Linked DNA regions of Mus musculus: regions 2 and 3 are each linked to region 1. A link is a loop called in an ENCODE intact Hi-C map of the cell type or tissue named here. Cell type or tissue: gastrocnemius. All regions are shown on one strand.

Region 1 (2,500 bases):
TACCGCATTAGACTCTGAGCTTTAGGAGTAGGTAGACCATGACTCACTCACTGAATTTTAAGTTAGTAACTTGGGTGATTCTCAGCAAATATCTAGAGGCATTGCAATTAAAAACTCAAGAGTTGATGTCTGTGAGGTTCCTGCTGATTTGAGCTCTTTCCTTGCCTTGGAAGCATTGACTTTTGTCCTGTTGCTTCTTATCTGATATATGGAAGGCTGGGGATTCTAGGAAGGAAAGATGTTGGTGGTATGTCCTTTGCGGCTCCATGTTGTAAGATTGTTTTGTTTTTCTATTTAGCTAGAGATATCCAAGACTGTTATCTGCATTAACATTCTGTGCTCTAACTACATTTAGTGAGAAGAAGATGTGAACATACTGACGTGGATGGGTCTCTCGGTCTCTGTCTCTGTGTGTGTGTGTGTGTGTGTGTGTGTGTGTGTGTGCGCAGCTCTTTGGCTTTGCATCTTGCCAGCTACAGGGTGGGTGCCTCCATAGCATTTGGATATGTAACCTATACTTCAATCATAACAATAAAGAGATTCTTAGCAACCATTACCACTAAGGTTTTCATTAGCTTGGGCTTCTTTTTCTGAACTGTGAGTCTATTAGGATTTTGGTGTGTCTCACCATGGTCTCTATAGACCAGAAAAGCCTATTATGTGTATTTGCTGATGCTGGGTTATTTGAATCTCCATCTATTTGTCCCTGGCAAGGGAATGTTATTACTGCTCTGGTTTTTGTTTCTTAAATGTAGCTAGCATCAAGGCTTATTTGTTTTCTTTATCAGAACCTTTAATTGGGTTTATTTCTGCTGGTAGCTGGTATTGGTGCCTAAGGCAATATAGCTGGGGACTAGTGTCTCTCTGTCTGCCTGCCTGCCTGTCTGTCTGTTACTTTTGTAGGCACTCAATTCATACTAGGCAAACACTTGCTCAGTCAGTCATTGAGTTACATCTCCAGCCTTGTGTTGTTGTTAAGTCAGTTTTCCTGTGGAGTACAGGCTTGTGTTAAATTCTTTATTCTCCACCTTCTATCTCTCAAATCCTGGCATTACCAGCAGGAGCTACCACACCCTGCAAAAAGTTCCTCCGGAAGGAATCAAGTCTGATGTCTGTCCAGATGTATGGTCATAAGGTGAGCTGATGTTTGCCCTAAGGTGTGATGCAGTCTACCTTCTGAATCATCAGTGTAAGCTGTGATATCAGATGTGGCAGCAGGTGGCGCTTGGGGGTGGTGACAACTGGTGACTGTTGTTGCAACTGGCCTCACTGTGCGCCTGCTTCACTGAGCTTTAGAGAATGGTTTGCTTTCGCTGCTGTGAGCACAGCTGACAGGTAATAAATACAAGGGCTTCCAGGTGGAGCTTCAGTAGCTCACAGTTAGATGGAATTCAGTGGTGGTTTGCTTTCGTCTGTCCAGATGACCACGAATACAGGAGACCTGCTACAAGAACAGGAAATGTAAGCCTTGTAGTGAGTCCCGTGAAGGTAACACAGCAGCGAGCTCATGCCTTAGACCCATTAACTCTCATCATTGATCCAGACATCAAAAGCAATGATCCAGGGGCATAACGTGGAGCTTCTCCATCTGCCTTTCTCTGTTGAGGTCATTTCAGTGTCCAGCAAGCTAAATATTTGTAGTTTGTGAAACGGAAGATCAAAGAGGCATAGCTTGAGGTGAAAGTAGCTCCAGCTCCCCGAGTAGGAGTGATCATCAAATAATTATTTCCATGTGTTGAATTTTCACTCGTTGGCTACTGATTCATTTCAAATACATGGGAGGAACTCTATCTCCATGTTTAATTAATAGAGCAAGTATGTAAACATCACTAAACTTGGTTCTGTCTTCCAGATAAGATTCCTGAGTCATACAAAGGACAAATAGCTTGACCAAGGCCGTGTGGTTAACCAGTCAATGACTTAAGTCTTGCTGGCTCAGTCCAGTTCCAGGACATTTCGTCATCAGTTAGAATACTCTTTTAAGTGGATTGTGAAACCTCAGCAAGCAAGGTTAATGGGGGCTTTATTGAGGACAAGGGTAATTGGGCTTCATTGAAGAATACTTAATGAGGGCTTCTGTGCGTTCCAGCTGTGTGTGTTTTACTTTCTGTCAAATGCTTCTAGTATGTGGCTAGCACAGCTCGACTGAGTGTGGCCATTGCTGACTTGCAGGCCATTAGATTTTACAAGCTGTGAAACACAAGGGGCCTTGAATAGGAGAAGCTATTCAACATTTGCTCCCGGTGGCAGTTGTTAAAGAGTTGAGTTAGGACTCCAAACACAACATGGAAATCAGTATTGATACCAAGTGTAAGTCATCTGGCTATGTGGAGGCTGCAACAAATTATCATGAACTCAGCAGCTTAAGCATCACGAGTTTGCTTTTTGACAGTTCTGAGGGCCTGAAGTCTATCTAGTACTGGCTTTAATGGTCTGAAGTGAAGGTGTGGGTAGGGCTGCCCCTCCCTCTCTGCAGGGTCTAGGAGAATCTGCTCTTTTC
Region 2 (2,500 bases), 150 kb after region 1:
TTGATGGTCTCATTTCATTGTACTGAGATAAAGCTTACTAAAGTTTTATACACGACAAGGATGAATTTCCAATGAACCTCTTAGGGCTAATCTCTCTAGGAAATGATGGTCTCTGTCATTTAGGCTTTTTATACTTCCTTGGGGTCCTAGAAATGGTCTTGTGAGATTGCAGGATAGCTCGGCTATATAACAAGAACTGTATTGCTAATGACATGTACGTTAAAATCATAAAGGGACTGGGAAGAGAGTGTCAGTTGATGGCCCAGGAAACAGAGCTTGTAAGTCTTGCAGTTTTACTACCTGGTTGAACTCCTGTTGGGGAGGAATGAACACTCCGTGTCCTTTAAAACCTGGTGGCTTAAGATATAAGATACAATTTCCTAAACACATGAAACTCAAGAAAAATGAAGACTGAAGTGTGAACACTATGCCCCTCCTTAGAAGTGGGAACAAAACACCCTTGGAAGGAGTTACAGAGACAAAGTTTGGAGCTGAGATAAAAGGATGGACCATGTAGACACTAGCATATCCGGGGATCCATCCCATAATCAGCTTCCAAATGCTGACACCATTGCATACACTAGCAAGATTATGCTGAAAGGACCCTGATATAGCTGTCTCTTGTCAGAGTATGCCTGGGCCTAGCAAACATAGAAGTGGATGCTCACAGTCTGCTATTGGATGGATCACATGGCCCCCAATGAAGGAGCTAGAGAAAGTACCAAAGAAGCTAAAGGGATCTGCAACCCTATAGGTGGAACAACATTATGAACTAACCAGTACCCCGGAGCTCTTGACTCTAGCTGCATATGCATCAAAAGATGGCCTAGTCGGCCATCACTGGAAAGAGAGGCCCATTGGACACGCAAACTTTATATGCCCCAGTACAGGGGAACGCCAGGGCCATAAAAGGGGAGTGGGTGGGTAAGGGAGAGGGGGTGGGTGGCTATGGGGGACTTTTGGTATAGCATTGCAAATGTAAATGAGCGAAATACCTAATAAAAAATGGAAAAAAAAAAAAAAAAAAAAAAACCTGGTGGCTCCTGGGGCAGCCTGTCATCTCATTACTGCTATGCTGCCCCCTGGTGGCTCATACCTTAGCTCAAAGGCAGTCTCTTGGCAACCTGATTTCTGTGCTGTGGGGAGACTTTGCATCATGCGAAAGGATCTCAGCTGAACTTGGAGCTTATTTGTCTCTGTTTTTGTTTCTAAAAACTGTTAAAAAGGGGTTCAGAAAAATGGGCATTAGATGGTTTTGATTTCCAGATTTTAGAACCAAAGAGTCCCAGCTAATAGGAGAGAACCAATGAATGGTTGCTTATTTTTAGGAGTTGGCACACTTGCTGCCTGGAAAGGCCCCAGAGCTGGTGCTGTGTAGGTGTGCAGAGGGAGAGGTCTGTTCTTGCTTTCCCTGAAGTCCTTCATCCCGTTTGACCACGAAGTGAAGAGGAGGGGCAAGCTGGACACGGTGCTTCCGTGGTGCCATGGGTGCCCACAGCATGCCCTGAAGAGCCGTTCATTCAGAAGTCCCCTTAAATGGTCCCTGGTCTGTAAATAGTTTGAGCTTAACTAGCTATCAAAGAAGCACGAGAAGGGTATTTTGGGAGAGATGCTTAAGCTTGATTTCTTCTATCTGGGCCTGTGAGCTGCTGCTAATTTTAAACCTGGTGTCAGTCCCCAGGGTCATGTTCCCTAAATGAGGTTCTTTGTTGGCTTCCGTGGGTCAAGTTAAGTGTGGTGTGGTAGACTTTCCTCAGTGAAATGGAAGAGTTTCAAATAACCAACCAGTAGGTATTTTTGTTCCTCAGTAGACTAGGGAAACTTACTTTGTACACATAGGATATAAAGGATTTTATATTAATTAGAAAATTATTCTCCGCCTGCCTGCATCACCTTTTGACACATGGTAGTCTTCAGCAGAAAGAGTCAAAGTGTGCTTTGAGATAGCTGCTTTTACTGTTTGTGGCAAATGAGCTAATTATGGCACCAGATTTCCAAAGTTCATAGGTCATTTACAGCCATACTTCAGAGTCAAAACAATATATTTGAAGAAAGAAACGTTCTTTAAAGAAAAGTATTTTATAAATCAAACATTTAATCTCTAAGGACATTTTGATATTGTGTGAGAGAAGGTGGGGGGAGGATATATTTGACATCACCTTAGGGAATCCAGAGGGATCCTTATCGGATGGAAGATAATTGTTAATTACCTGTAACATTATTCTCACTGTTTATCCCTCATTGAAGGGGCACCACTGCCTGTTACAGGGTAGCAGTAGGATGTAAGCTCACAGCTTGGCTTGTGGATGTCGGTAACACAGAGCGAGTGTGAATGTTCTGATTGTGGTACAGGAGGGGTCAAGGCAGGGCCTGAATGTTGACTGGAGTGATGTGGAGGAAAACACAACCAAGTTGACAACAGGATGGATCATTGTCTGTTTTTTTTCTTTGTTCTTTCCTTAATATGAAATAATAGTGACGTATGATGCTAGTTCAGCTG
Region 3 (2,500 bases), 110 kb after region 1:
CACAGTAATAACCAATAAAACACCTTTCTTCCCGTCAGAAACTCCGCCGGTATTAGTGATTAATTTGCATTTAATAGATCAGGACCCAGGGAATTGAGAGTTCTGCAGTCTCCTACAATTTGTCAAATTTCAACTGTTTAAAGTTTCTTTTAAACGTTTTTATTAAAGTATGATGTTTAAGCCACAATATCTAGAATGTTTAATTTATTCATGTTTAAGTGTATTTAATTTTGTCCTAAATAAAATCACTCCTTTAAGATTCTTTTTTTTCCTAGTAGTCCTTTTGTTTTAATTATATAATATCAAGTGCAAGAAACTTAAACTATACGCCTAAGTTTCTCCTGATTTAAGAGGCTCAGAACATACAACACCAACAACTGTTTCAGCTCTAAAAGTCCATGTACTTTTAGTATAAAAAATGTTTAATTAAAAGCCAGTTTATTCACTTAAGATTTCCTTCCTTTTCAGTTCAGGGGGTGGGACCCCTGGTGTATGTATGTTAAGCCAGGATTCCTCACATAGCCACATTTAGCCCTGCCTTCCCCTTAAAAAACAAAACAAAAACTAACCAAACAAAAACCTCTTTAAACATTTGAGTCAGAGTCTTCCTAGATTGCCCAGGCAGGCCTCCTGCTCCTACCTCTGGACTAACTGGGATTACAGGTCTCTGTCACCAAGCTCTGCCCAGTCTATGGCTGTCTACAACTGAGGACTTCCAGATTCAAGACTCAGCTTGTCTGAGTATCTGCTCTGAGGAGCACAGTACCAAGTGCCTTGCATGGAGGGTCACCTATAATCTGGCCACCTCTGTTCCAGGGCTCATTGCAGTTCATTAAGTTGCTGGTCAGCTCTCAAGGCTGCTTTGAAGGAGGTCTCAGAGCGCTTTGCATCCAGTACAGCCTCACCTCGGGAATTTGTACCAGCAGAAACCCACTAATCCTGGCTTCAGGAAAGTTTCTCAAACTTTAGAACTGCTCGAGTTCTTAAAAGCTTAGACTGGGGTGGGGGCTGTGGAAGGCTGCTAAACTCGTCCTAAATCAAGAATGGAAGGTTCCGCCTTAACCAACAGTGAAGGCGCTTATTGGTTAGGCTTGCGCGGGGCCTGACTCACTTCATTAGCTGTAGCAGAGGGCCACGCCCTACATTCCAAAAACCCTGTGCAGCCTGAGGCGCGCGGGCCGTGCTCCTGTAGTCCCTTGAGCTCCGTGTCCTCTGCGTCTGGCTGTGCTTCCCAGAGGCGGCCTGTGGGGACCGCTGGCCACTCCCAACCGCTGGCCAGCTGCACGCAGAGACCCGCGTAAACTTGTCAGGAACTTTCCAGGAGGCTGCCTTTGGGAGGAGAGGTACGTGTGGCTCTTTGTGGGAAGGCAGTTCGTTAAGATTTTCTCCAGGGTGATGCGTTGTAGCAGCGCCAGATGGTGGGACTCCAGGAAAAGTAGGCAAGGAGCAAGCCGTGCTTGGCTTCCACAGAGCGCTCTGTGATCACCAGTGGGATTTCCTCCGCCAAGCGATGTCAAGGGAATGACTCACTAGATGGGCTTCAGTGCTAAACTAGATACTGCCTAGTGGCAATGCGGTTGCTGGGACTGTGTGGTTCTGAATCGGTAGGGCAGGCAAGGCAGGCAAATCAACAAATGCGCCAAATTCGGTGTGATGCTACTAGCCCTGAAGTTCCAAGTGTATAATCTACAACCCGCATACAAGTGGTTTCAGTTTGAGGTTGTCGGACTTCCCTAGAGTTGGTTTTTGAAAGGTGAAACTGTATTTACGGCTTGGGTACTGAGATTTTTAGGAGTACATGCCTTCTCCAAACTCACCTCTCCATAAGGTCTTCCAGCCAAAACATCTCGGAGAAGCTGGTGACTGAGCTCCGTACAGGGTGCCAGGAGGAAGCACGTGCTGCCAGTGTTTTCTAGACAGTGTTTATTCTGCAGGCTGCTGCTTCTCTTAGTGCTACAAGGTGATTGCCCTAGTGAAAATAATCAAGAATGCATGAGGGTTGCTTTTGTCTTTTTTTTTTTTTTTCCTTTCTTTTGCTGTGTGTTATTACTTGAGTTGTCCCCAACAGAAATCTGAGCGGTTTTCATGAATGGGGCAAATTTTCATTCTACTTGTAGCCTCTTTGAGTCACTTTGTGTGTTCCTGGGGATACATCCCAAGGTCTCCACTGTGATGCATCCCGCCAGTTAAGCTAAATCTCAAATTCTTGGTCATGTCGGTTTTAAATTTATGTAAAAACAAAGTTGGTAAGCGTCTTTAAAAACTCTGGGCAGCAAATTTATTTGTATTGTACACATTGATTTTTATTTTATTTCTTGGTGGTGGCTGTTGGATCTAGGGCCTCTCATGGAGCTAGATCTCTCAGCCTCCAGGTTACAAGGAAATTTCTTGCCTTGCCGAGGCTTGGGAAGGTGGTGGGCTGGAAAATATCTTTTGATTTTTTTTTTTAAGGAAATATACAAACCGACAGAGATGCTATCGGAAGTGGAGTTAGTGTGTA

The links. Hi-C counts contacts between places; a loop is a spot of excess contacts. Peaks named below come from ENCODE experiments on the same cell type or tissue, not always from the same donor. Only the 100,000 strongest peaks of a DNase experiment are listed, where the experiment ranks them.
Region 2: it touches region 1 in a loop (3-fold over the local background); 22 of 42 quality-filtered maps call a loop at or near these places.
Region 3: it touches region 1 in a loop (2.0-fold over the local background); 8 of 42 quality-filtered maps call a loop at or near these places.

The regions. Positions count from the first base shown.
Region 1 is chr19:32,319,245-32,321,744 of GRCm38, reverse strand. All of the region lies in intron 2 of Sgms1 (sphingomyelin synthase 1), which reads left to right. Among named protein-coding and RNA genes, the nearest start is that of Sgms1, 68 kb to the left of the region's middle. In gastrocnemius, a CTCF peak has its summit at 1,216 (motif pointing right); a DNase peak (open chromatin) is centred at 1,224; H3K27ac peaks cover 2,187 bases.
Region 2 is chr19:32,168,943-32,171,442 of GRCm38, reverse strand. The region is part of intron 5 of Sgms1 (sphingomyelin synthase 1); the gene reads left to right. Among named protein-coding and RNA genes, the nearest start is that of Asah2, 67 kb to the right of the region's middle. In gastrocnemius, a CTCF peak has its summit at 1,112 (motif pointing left); DNase peaks (open chromatin) are centred at 1,087 and 1,361; H3K4me3 peaks cover 997 bases; H3K27ac peaks cover 1,874 bases.
Region 3 is chr19:32,209,671-32,212,170 of GRCm38, reverse strand. The region is part of intron 5 of Sgms1 (sphingomyelin synthase 1); the gene reads left to right. Among named protein-coding and RNA genes, the nearest start is that of Asah2, 110 kb to the right of the region's middle. In gastrocnemius, a CTCF peak has its summit at 1,256; DNase peaks (open chromatin) are centred at 1,204, 1,433 and 1,872; H3K4me3 peaks cover 2,001 bases; H3K27ac peaks cover 2,500 bases.